Regions from separate parts of the Homo sapiens genome. Here region 1 is linked to region 2. A link is an interaction called in ENCODE POLR2A ChIA-PET data of the cell type or tissue named here. Cell type or tissue: K562. All regions are shown on one strand. Each heading gives the region's core, and the rest is flanking DNA. Links, peaks and the distances in the headings are about the cores only. Region 1 has its middle 12 kb from the start of LINC02543. Region 2 overlaps MYLIP (myosin regulatory light chain interacting protein).

Region 1 (5,389 bases), core at 196-5,195, 130 kb after region 2:
CGCTGGTGCGCTGCACCCACTAACTCATCATCTAGCATTAGGTATATCTCCCAATGCCATCCCTCCCCCCTCCCCCCACCCCACAACAGTCCCCAGAGTGTGATGTTCCCCTTCCTGTGTCCATGTGATCTCATTGTTCAATTCCCACCTATGAGTGAGAATATGCAGTGTTTGGTTTTTTGTTCTTGCGATAATTTACTGAGAATGATGATTTCCAATTTCATCCATGTCCCTACAAAGGACATGAACTCATCATTTGTTATGGCTGCATAGTATTCCATGGTGTATATGTGCCACATTTTCTTAATCCAGTCTATCATTGTTGGACATTTGGGTTGGTTCCAAGTCTTTGCTATAGTGAATAGTGCCTCAACAAACATACGTGTGCATGTGTCTTTATAGCAGCATGATTTATAGTCCTTTGGGTATATACCCAGTAATGGGATGGCTGGGTCAAATGGTATTTCTAGTTCTAGATCCCTGAGGAATCGCCACACTGACTTCCACAATGGTTGAACTAGTTTACAGTCCCACCAACGGTGTAAAAGTGTTCCTATTTCTCCACATCCTCTCCAGCACCTGTTGTTTCCTGACTTTTAATTAAATAGCAGAGTTAGTTTAAAGCTCCTGAGTCCAGAGTTTCCTTTCATTCATCATGATAGTATTTGGTCTATAGTAAGCTCCTAGTAAATTCAAGTTGTTAGCTTTATAACCTCATCCTTGATCTTTTTCCCCAATCCACTCCTTCCTCTTCAAACACTGACCTTAGGAAAATTGACTTCAAACTCAAAAGGGGCTAGAAGACAGAGCACTGAGATTTCATTCATTTCTAAGAACGGGTTAGGTGCTCCTCCCCTCCCATGTGCACAGGCTTCAGCCTTTCTTCTTAAGCTTCAAGTCAGCTCAACAAGTGGTTGTTGTCCACCCTCTGTGTACTTGGAACTGTATTAGGCTAATCTACAGCTTCTCAGGTGATTACAAAAAATCTATGATGCTGCCAGTTATTAAGCAGCTTCAAAGTCTATCTGTAATTACTCCCTTAGGGGCTGGTATGCAGTGTTTCCATAAACTCATGTTCTTACCACTGGTTTCTAGGCCCTTACATATGCATTACTGCCACATCGCTGATCAACTTGTTCTCTCTTTGGTTGCAGAATAGAAAGCATGAACCACTGGGAATAGACATTGACAGCTTATACAGTCATCTCCACAATGGAGTAAAGAAGAACCTGCAACGTATATACAATACACATATACACTAATTAAAGAAAATTTGCAAAATATAACCCAACCTCATGAATCAACAGAAATGACAGCAGATTCAGAGGAGCCTGAGACAGTCTTTCACACTACAGTGAAGCAGTTACATTAAGTTTGTTCTTCTGCAGCCTATTCTGAAAATCAAATATATATCAAAAGTTAAGGATTTAGCTTAAAACTCACACAGCAAATAAATCATAATGCATGCCTGGAATTCATTTCTTTAACTTCTCCTGTTGTGGTTAGTGATTGCGGAGGTGGTCAGATAGGGATTAACTTCACCAAATATTTGGCAATACTTTTGCACAGTGAGGTGAACTAAGGATACAACTTTAATTTGGGTGTCAGAGTCCTTTGTGGACTTTATAAGCCCTTTAAAGTTGTCTAAATATCAGCATCATTTGCATGGGTACAAACTAGGATCAACTGTAGAAGGGAAAAGAACATTAGATTTCTTCTTGATAGGTTTCTGAAAGCACTTATTGAATTTATGCATGCTGCAGCCTCCTAGTTTATATGCACTGAAGAGTGTGATGGGATGGGTGCAGGGGGATCGTGTACAACTGCCCATTTGTATGAGGCATTTGGAAATCCAGGACTGCCTCTTTTGTGTTTGTTCCCCTTTTTGTGGACACATAATTCATCTTTTGCATGTTGATGCAAATGGGAGTTTGGTGGCTGCTCCTGTATAATAGATAAGATGGTGATTGGCAGAAATAGAACAGTGGGGACTATGGGTCTCAGCGGAGGAGAAGATTGTTGGGGAAAATAGGAAAACATGAACCTAACGAAAAAGGTATCAGAGGAAATGACAAATGCAGCCAAGACAAAAACCATAGTGGTATTACAGTAGTTAATAGATGTTAAAATAACCGATAGACTGGCATTTAGTTAAAGATAAAGCAGAGGAGTGTCTTCTGGAGCTTGAAGCTGGCTGGGGACCTAAAAGGGAGAAGAATTGAGAGGAAATAACTAAAAATGCAGGAGAGAAGCAGTAACTCAAGATGTAAGGGGCAGGAATATGTGTGGGGAGAGGGTGATTAGATGTGGACAAATTCTTTCAAGAAAATGTCATCAGGAACTGGGAGCAAGAAAAGGTACCTAGTCAGCTGGAACCATCTGACCAGCATGAGCCAGACTTACGTATGTCTGGGTTACAAGACGGAGCTAAGTGTTTCTCATCACAGTTCCTACCAAGGTGAGCATGAGTGAAGCTTGGCAGGACAGGAAATATGTGCTGGTCCGCCCTGGTTTCAGGGATGTGATGAAGAATAGTGTAGTCCCCTGCCCATCAAGGACTCAGAGAGTGGTAGGGGTGACATATATATGTAAATAACCACAATAGATGGTAAATACTACAATAAATTTGTATACAAAGGGTTATGCCAACCTCTTGAGGTACCAAGTACCTTTCTAATTTCTAGTACTCTTCCTCTTTCCAAAGAAGAAAAGACTGCATGTTAGACTTTTCCAATTAAAGGGAAACTCATCCAACTCACACTCTTCCTACCCACATTCATACTTCAGTGTTTTTCTTTTCCTCTTTTTTTTTTTTTTTTTGAGACGGAGTCTCTCTCTGTCACCCAGGCTGGGGTGCAGTGGCACGTTGTCGGCTCACAGCAAGCTCCGCCTCCTGGGTTCACGCCATTCTCCTGCCTCAGCCTCCCGAGCAGCTGGGACTACAGGTGCCCACCACCATGCTAGGCTAATTTTTTGTATTTTTAGTAGAGATGGGGTTTCACTGTGCTAGCCAGGATGGTCTCGATCTCCGCCCGCCTTGGCCTCCCAAAGTGCTGGGATTACAGGCGTGAGCCACCACGCCCGACTTTAGTGCTTTTCATTTGAAATTGTGGCATCAAAGAGCTCTTATTTTTTCAAAGGAGCTTTAGCCATTTGCTAATAAGTAGGAAAGGCTGGGAAAAAGAAACAGTATCAGTGGGGCTCCAGGACATCTTCACAACCCTACTGTTGGTAGTCAGCCAACATTCAATCCACCCCCTTCTTTGTTGGCAGAGTTCCAAAGTTGCTTTGGAACCTATTCCTCCCTGATGTGACTCAAGGGAGTCACCAGCTCCAGCCTAGCTCCGGCAGTCAATTCTTATCCATCTGAGCCAGCCATGATGGTCCTGCTCTTGCCCATGGCTTGTTTAGGACTGACCTTGCAGTCTATTGTGACCAAAGAGTTCTGGCAGAAAGTCTGCTGGGTGACTTCTGGGAAAGCTTTCCTCACTCCTAAAAGAGGCACACATGAAGACGGTTTCTTCTTCCTCTGGATGTGGTTGTGTTTGTTGTGATACACAGAGAGGCAGTAGACACCTTCAACCGTGGGGAGAGCCAGCCCGAGGACAAGGATGACACATGAAGGTTGGCAGAATAGAGTTTGGATCCTGGATTACATTTTTTGAACCAATGAATTTAGCAATCTTGGACATTTTCTTTTGTGTAATACGAAATTTCCTTATACCTTAAGCCACTTTCAGTTGGTTTTGTTTCTGTTTCTTGCAGCCAAAAGCATTTGACTGTGACACATGCTGGAAGTGTCTCTGAAGACTATTCTATTTCAGTAACACAAGAGCCTGGCAAGGTTGGATAGGAGGCATGGCTGTTTCCTCCTCTTCCCACTCAAGATTATTCCCCTGGTTCTTGAAAGTGGTTGTAGGTTTATTCTTTGACCCATGCCAAAGATTGTTGTTTAGGCTTTTGCAGTGAAATCCTGGAAACAAGAACCAACTTTCTTGAGCACTTTCTTCTCACAGCCTTATTTCTCATTAAGTCCAACCCTTCACTTTCCATCTACCTGGAACTGCTAGACACAAAAGAGCCAGGGCTCATATCTACTGTGCTCCTCCTATCGCCTCCTGAGTCAGGGATCTCTCTCTCTCTCTCTCATCTCCGCCACAGTATGGTACTAAGATAAGAGCACACTTCCCCACACAGAGTCTGCCACCAGCCAGACCACTCAGGAAAAGAGGAGGGGAAATACATGCATATGCCTTAAAATCACATGAAAAACAGGGGAGGGATGGGGGCATGTGGGAGAGACCCGACAGGGTGAGAATGAATGGAATTGAGAGTCAGGAAGGTTGTAAACAAAAGGCCAGAGTATGTGGGTTACGTTTCTACACTTTCATTCATGCACACAGGTGGTTGAAACGATTAAACTGTATTAGGAAAAATGGACAATCTTTTCCTAATTTTAGGTACTGAAGGACTAACCAAATAAGAGAATCTTTTAATGGGGCCGGGTACAGTGGCTCATGCCTGTATTTTCAGCACTTTGGGAGGCTGTGGTGGGTGGATCACCTGAGGTCAGGAGTTTGAGACCAGCCTGGCCAATATGGCGAAACCCCATCTCTACTAAAAATACAAAAGTAAGCCAGGCATGGTGGCACACACCTATAATCCCCGCTACTTGGGTGGCTGAGGCAGAAGAATTGCTTGAACCCGGGAGGTGGAGGTTGCAGTGAGTCGAGATCCTGCCACTGCACTCCAGCCTGGGCAAAGAGCAAGACTGTCTCCAAAAAAAGAAAAACCTTTTATAGGGTTGCATAAAAGTAATTCAAATTATAATAATTCATGTAAAGAACATGTCATTTGTGCCTAATTACAGTGCCAAATTATAACAACTAGGCATAGATTAAATATGGCATACATTTTATTTGTTTTCCTGTGTCCCCAGCCTTCCTAGGGTCACTCCGGATCACTGTCATCAGCTAATGTAGTACACGGTATTGACTGACAACTTTACAGAGTTGAAGAGGCCACTGCTTATAATCTACCTACATGTTTCCTGGCATTTCTAGTGTTCCTTCATAATCTATTGTGGAACTTGTTTCAGTGTTCCACCCATATTACCTTTACAGATATGAAATTTCAACAATTTAATCTTTGTTATGCCTAATATTCTTTCCTACTGCTTCAAAGGATACCCACTCTTTATTTGGCAATCACTTAAATGACATTTCCTAAAGACCAGGCATTTTTCCCCCATGTGCTTTGCAAATACAAATTCATGTCATCTTTATAACAGCCCTGTGAAATCGTGTGGCAGACACTATTGCCCATCCATGTGCCCTCAGTCCACTTCCTGATTACACCTGCAGTCACAGTGGACAGTTTGACATGGAAT
Region 2 (5,389 bases), core at 275-5,274:
CTGTTGCAGGCCTCAAAAGGCTTCTTAGATGACCATTTGATAAACTTCATCTTGGTGAATGTACCCATCTCTGTATTCGACTGGGGTGGAGGTGTGCTGTTAGGAAACTAAAATCTGCATCTATGCTTTCGTTAAAGAAGAAATTACGCTCTGAAAGACTTGAAGAATATTGCCACAAACGAAGTCTTCTTAGTTTAATTACTGCTTATGTAAAAGTGGCCTTTTTTTTTTTTTTTGAGATGGAGTCTTGCTCTGTCGCCCAGGCTGGAGTGCTATGGCACGATCTGGGCTCACTGCAAGCTCCGCCTCCTGGGTTCAAGCGATTCTCCTGCCTCGGCCTCCCGATAGCTACATTAGACCATGCCTGTCTAATTTTTGTATTTTTATTAGAGACGGGGTTTCACCGTGTTAGCCAGGATGGTCTCAATCTCCTGACCTCATGATCTGCCTGCCTCGGCCTCCCAAAGTGCTGGGATTACAGGCAAAAGTGGCTTTTAACTTATTTTTCAGGTGTAAAGTTAGAGACTAGTTCCTGCTTTATTAGATAGTAAGAAGAGTTTTGAATCAATTCCGTGTCTTTTTGCAACCTATCCATGCCTACACTTCCGGAGAGACAGTGGCCAAAATCAAAGGCAAAGAAGCAGTAACAGAATGTAAACAGGTGGCAGGCAGCCTGAGAGCACCACTGATCCTTCTCAGCATATGGGCCAGAATTTAAGAAAAGATCTAGCAAGGGCGATGATTGACCTTTTCGACATACTCCACATTCTAGCCTGGAGTGCAGAGGATGCCTGGTAAGCATGAAAAATCCTTCTCCTTACTGTCAACATCAGCTTTCTGATAGTCCCTTCCTGCATTTTGCAGTTTCATGGCTATAAAGCAACCTTTTCATTTCAAGCCAATAAATATTTGTCTTGCACCGCCTCTGTGCCCAGCCCTAAGCTGGGGTTTTAGGGTAAACATGTCTGAGAGTTCCTTTTTAGATGGACTTACAGCCTTTTACAATAAAGGGACATATCCCATCAAAATAACTCCAGCCACAATCTAGCTTTTGGGTGACAAGTTTATGCTCTCCAGGAGAACAGTACAACAGAGTACTAGTAGCAAAGATCAGCACTCTAATAGGCTCTTTCCAAGACAGAGGATAGCAGAGCTCAGAGACATGTTTCCAACAAGAACTTCAGTGATGGCTCAATATTTATGGGTGGTTTTGAATCAAGTATTTTCTCTTAGTATTTTCCCCTCAAACCATCTGGATTGTAACTATCTGGCTCCTGGGTTTTGCCCCCTCCTTTTTTTTTTTGTAAAGTAGGCAAAATGTTACCAATAATATCAAAACAAGCAGATGTGGTCAAATAAGTTATGCCTGCAGTGAATGCTTTTGCACTAAAGATCAAAAGTAGATGACATATTCAATTCAATAGAGGCTACATCCTAGAATCACAAACAGAAAGAAAGCCTTTGGAAAAAAACTGTTTTCTCTGTCTTAAGGAAATGTCCATGAATACATCCTATGAGCATAAATAAGCTCAAACTGCACCTTTTAAACATTCTTCGGGTTATACCTTCTAATTCATGACTCTTCTTTAAGTTTTACCCAGTTACTAAGAAAACTGATATTTTCAATATATGGATCACATTTTGGGGCCCAAGGCGTAACATTCTGGCTAAACTCATGTCCTGGCATCGTGGGCACAGATGAATTAACATTTACTGAGCATTATAGATTTTTTTTTTAATGGAGTGAATATAAGGATATGCCAAATTTTAATTTTAAAAATGAATCACATATTCTTACTATATTTTTCTTTCAAAGTACTTCAAATTTTCTCTCTTTTAAAAATTAATTCCTTCTTACAATGTTAAGGAATGAAGTTAGATCATTTATCTTTTAAGAGTTGTAATCAGAGAACTTTCCTCTAAACACAGGCTTGTCTCATAAAGCAATTATCTAGGAATCAAAGCAGAACTTCCTGCAAACCAATTGGAAGTTGTTCATCTGCTCATCATAGAGGGTTCCTCTCAGTTACTGCCCTCCAGTTACCTCACCAGTTACACCATTTTTAAGAGCTTTTAATGACAAATGTAAAATAACTATATCCAGATTCATTATTGAACTCAAAATTTAAGAACTAACCTACATCTTTAAAACAGCTAAGCAGCTATTTTTTTCAAATTCTCAATTACCAATAATTGAATTGTATTTCTCCTGGAGAGCCATGACTGACTCTAGCCATAGTGAGTAATGGCTGGTTCTGCTCTCACCTTGTCAGAACCCACGGTGATCATCAGCCAGCCTGCCTCAGTCCAATGAGTCACTTAACCACAGTTTATTTTAAAACAAACTTTGACTGCCAAGTTATATTTAAAAGCTATCAAATCACAACAGAATTGCTATGAGAGTTTTCTGTTTTGTATCTTTAATTTCAGTAAAACACAAATCAGTTCAAGATGGATCACGGGTCTAAATGTAAAAGCTAAAACCGTAACGCTTTAGAAACAAAACTTAAGAGTATCTTCATGACTTCCAGGTAGCAAAGGTTTCTCAGGACATAGCAAAAACCACAAAAGAAGAAAGTGGATAAATTAGGCTTCACCAAAATTAAAAACTTCTACTCATAAAAGGCATCAGAAAAACAGGTAAGCCACAGGAGGAAATACATTTACAAAACATGTATCTGACAAAGGACTGGTATCTAGGGTACATGAAGAATTTGTACAACTCAAAAATAAAAGCAAACAACAAAAATGAGTAAATGACTTGGACACTTTGAAAAAGATACATGAAAGGCCAATAAACACATGAACAAGTGTTTAATATGAATTGTCAGAGAAATGCAAATTAAAACCACAACACTCTACCACTACACACCCACCAGAAAGCTGGCAGGGATGTGGAGGAACTAGACTCTTACATTCTTGCTGGGAGTACAGAATAGCACAGTTGCCAAATAGCTTTGGGAAAAGGTCCGGCAGTTAGTTATAAAATGAAATGATTACTTACTCCATGACCCAGCTATTCCACTCTTAGGTATTTATTTATTCAAGAGAAATGAAAATATGTGTCTACAAAAAAAAGGTACATACTAGAATGTTTATGGCAGCTTTATTCATAATAGCTGGAAAACAGGTGTTCATTATTAGGAGTACGGATAAACAAACACTAGATTCATTCAATGGAATACTATCCAGCAATATAAAAGAACCAACCACTGATATATAGGACAATATGGATGGATCTCAAAAAATCTGTGATGAACAAAAGAAGCCAGATATCAAAGAGTGCATACCACAAGATTCCATATAGATAAGGCCGCACAGGCATAGCTCATCTCTGGTAGAAGAACACATGACAGAGGTGTGGTGTGCGGTGGGTGGGGGTGGGAAAGAAGGGGAGGGGTTGACTGCAGAAGGGCTTCAGGGAACTTTCTGGAGTGATGATAATGTTCTAAATTTTGATAGCAGTTTTATTTAAACAAGCACAGCTGTTTGTCAAAAATCATTAAATGGTATAATTAGGATTTATGTAAATTTTACATCAAAAGAAAAAACTGCAAACATTGAGTTCTAGTTAATGTTATGCATGCTGAAGTATTTACGGGGAAACATACTTATATACAACTTATTTTGAAATGCATCTAAAAATAAGACAGATTGATGGGTGGATAGAGGACTGATAAATGGATGAATATGTAATAAAGCATGTAGAGTAAACTATTAATATTAGAATTTAGTATATATAGTATATACTTAGTATACATACTATAGAGTAGAATATATAGTGTACATGTACACTATATAGAATATATACTGTATATATACACTATATAGAATATATAGCATACATATATATATATATATATATATAGATATATGTATACACACACATATAATGTGTGTATATATACATAGGTGTTCCCTGTAAAAAATCTCCAATTTTCCTGTCTGTTTGAAAATTTTCATAAGTTAAGGAAGTAATACTAGTAAAAATCCCTTAGGGTCAAGGATTCAAGTAACTAGCCATATCTAACGTGAACCACCACATCTATCTACTTCATGGAGGGCTTGCCACTGAGAAACTTGTCACAGCCAAATAATTACCAAGTTAGGTCTCTATGTAGGCTTAAGGAGATCCTTTTCAAAGCCCAAAGTACAAAATGAGAATCACTGATGAAAGTGTTCCTGCTCTAAAGCAGTTAAAAGATGTGGAGGGCAGCAGCTGGGAAAATTTCCAACTTCAAAAGTGATCACAACCCACACCAGAAGAACACTTCTAATTGAAAGCAGAAAATCTGCACTTCTAAAAAAATGTGCTTATTCACTCACAGTAGATCCCCATCCTAGGCAAACACCAATCTAGGCAGCCCTGAAATCTGAAAATGTTAACTACAATCTCTTTCCCAACAATATAGATCAGCCAAGGAGTGCTTTTTGGTACATTCATTCCATGAGGCCAGGAAGGTTCAGGAATTTTCAGACCTCATCATCTTTTTAACTGCCTTCACATTCTGAGTTACTTGCTAGGTCCTGCTGCTGGTACAGAAGAGGGCTGGGAACAGGCCACAGTGGGACACCATTCAGAGGAAACACACCTAGTGTCCCTACAGCTGCTCAACACTGGTCACCTTGAGTCTGACCCTAGGTGCCTTCTAAATGCTCAGATTTAATTTTACATGTCGTTTTAAAAACCTTCCTTGAATATTTCATACAAATATATAAGTACCAGAAATTCAAAAAGGGCCTAAAGATACCCAGACAGGCGTTCCTTGGCTGAAATAAACACATATAATAACACAAACATCCTATAGCCTTAACAAAAGAAAAAATTATATCAGAAATTTAAAATTTGATTAAATACTTTCTTTGGAAATAACCACATGCCTGCTTTTACTGTTTTTACTTTCCAGGGCCTATTTTGTGTTTGGGCATGCAATCTTTCCCAGATTTCCACATGTCTAAAAGTGATTTTTGTTGGAAGACAGGGAAATACTTAGTTAATATGTACTTAGGACTATAAATGGGTTGCAGTTAAAGTGATGCTATAACTTGAAAACTATCTGACTTTCATAGACGGCCCAGATAAGTGGTAGTTTCTTTTAGGAAAGAACTAATAGCCACAATAAACACATGGTCTAGGATGGTGTAGAGGGGGTGAAAGAAAGGAAGCAAAAGAATGTGAGGAAGCTCTAAGTTAAGTTCAAACAGAAAATAATCACTACAAAACATTTTTGAAATGGTGAGATTTCTTTTAGATACTCTCAACTTTTCAGTTTATAAAAGCAAAGTGAAAAACATCTCAAAATCTATTAGGAAAGCTTATATTAGTAGTTATCAGTTAACCCCATTTTTGTTTACTTCCAAGTTCTTAATTCTATGATTCAACAAATAT

Evidence for each region. ChIA-PET counts read pairs that join two places held together with the same protein. Peaks named below come from ENCODE experiments on the same cell type or tissue, not always from the same donor. Only the 100,000 strongest peaks of a DNase experiment are listed, where the experiment ranks them.
Region 1: POLR2A ChIA-PET joins it to region 2 with 6 read pairs; 5 of 35 experiments call an interaction of 5 or more read pairs at or near these places.

What each region holds. Positions count from the first base shown.
Region 1 is chr6:16,003,889-16,009,277 of GRCh38, reverse strand. No RefSeq gene overlaps it. Among named protein-coding and RNA genes, the nearest start is that of LINC02543, 12 kb to the right of the region's middle. In K562, for the core only: no CTCF peak of the experiment used is centred there; DNase peaks (open chromatin) are centred at 1,952, 3,277 and 4,157; H3K4me3 peaks cover 173 bases.
Region 2 is chr6:16,134,235-16,139,623 of GRCh38, reverse strand. All of the region lies in intron 2 of MYLIP (myosin regulatory light chain interacting protein), which reads right to left. Among named protein-coding and RNA genes, the nearest start is that of MIR4639, 4.6 kb to the left of the region's middle. In K562, for the core only: no CTCF peak of the experiment used is centred there; a DNase peak (open chromatin) is centred at 3,361.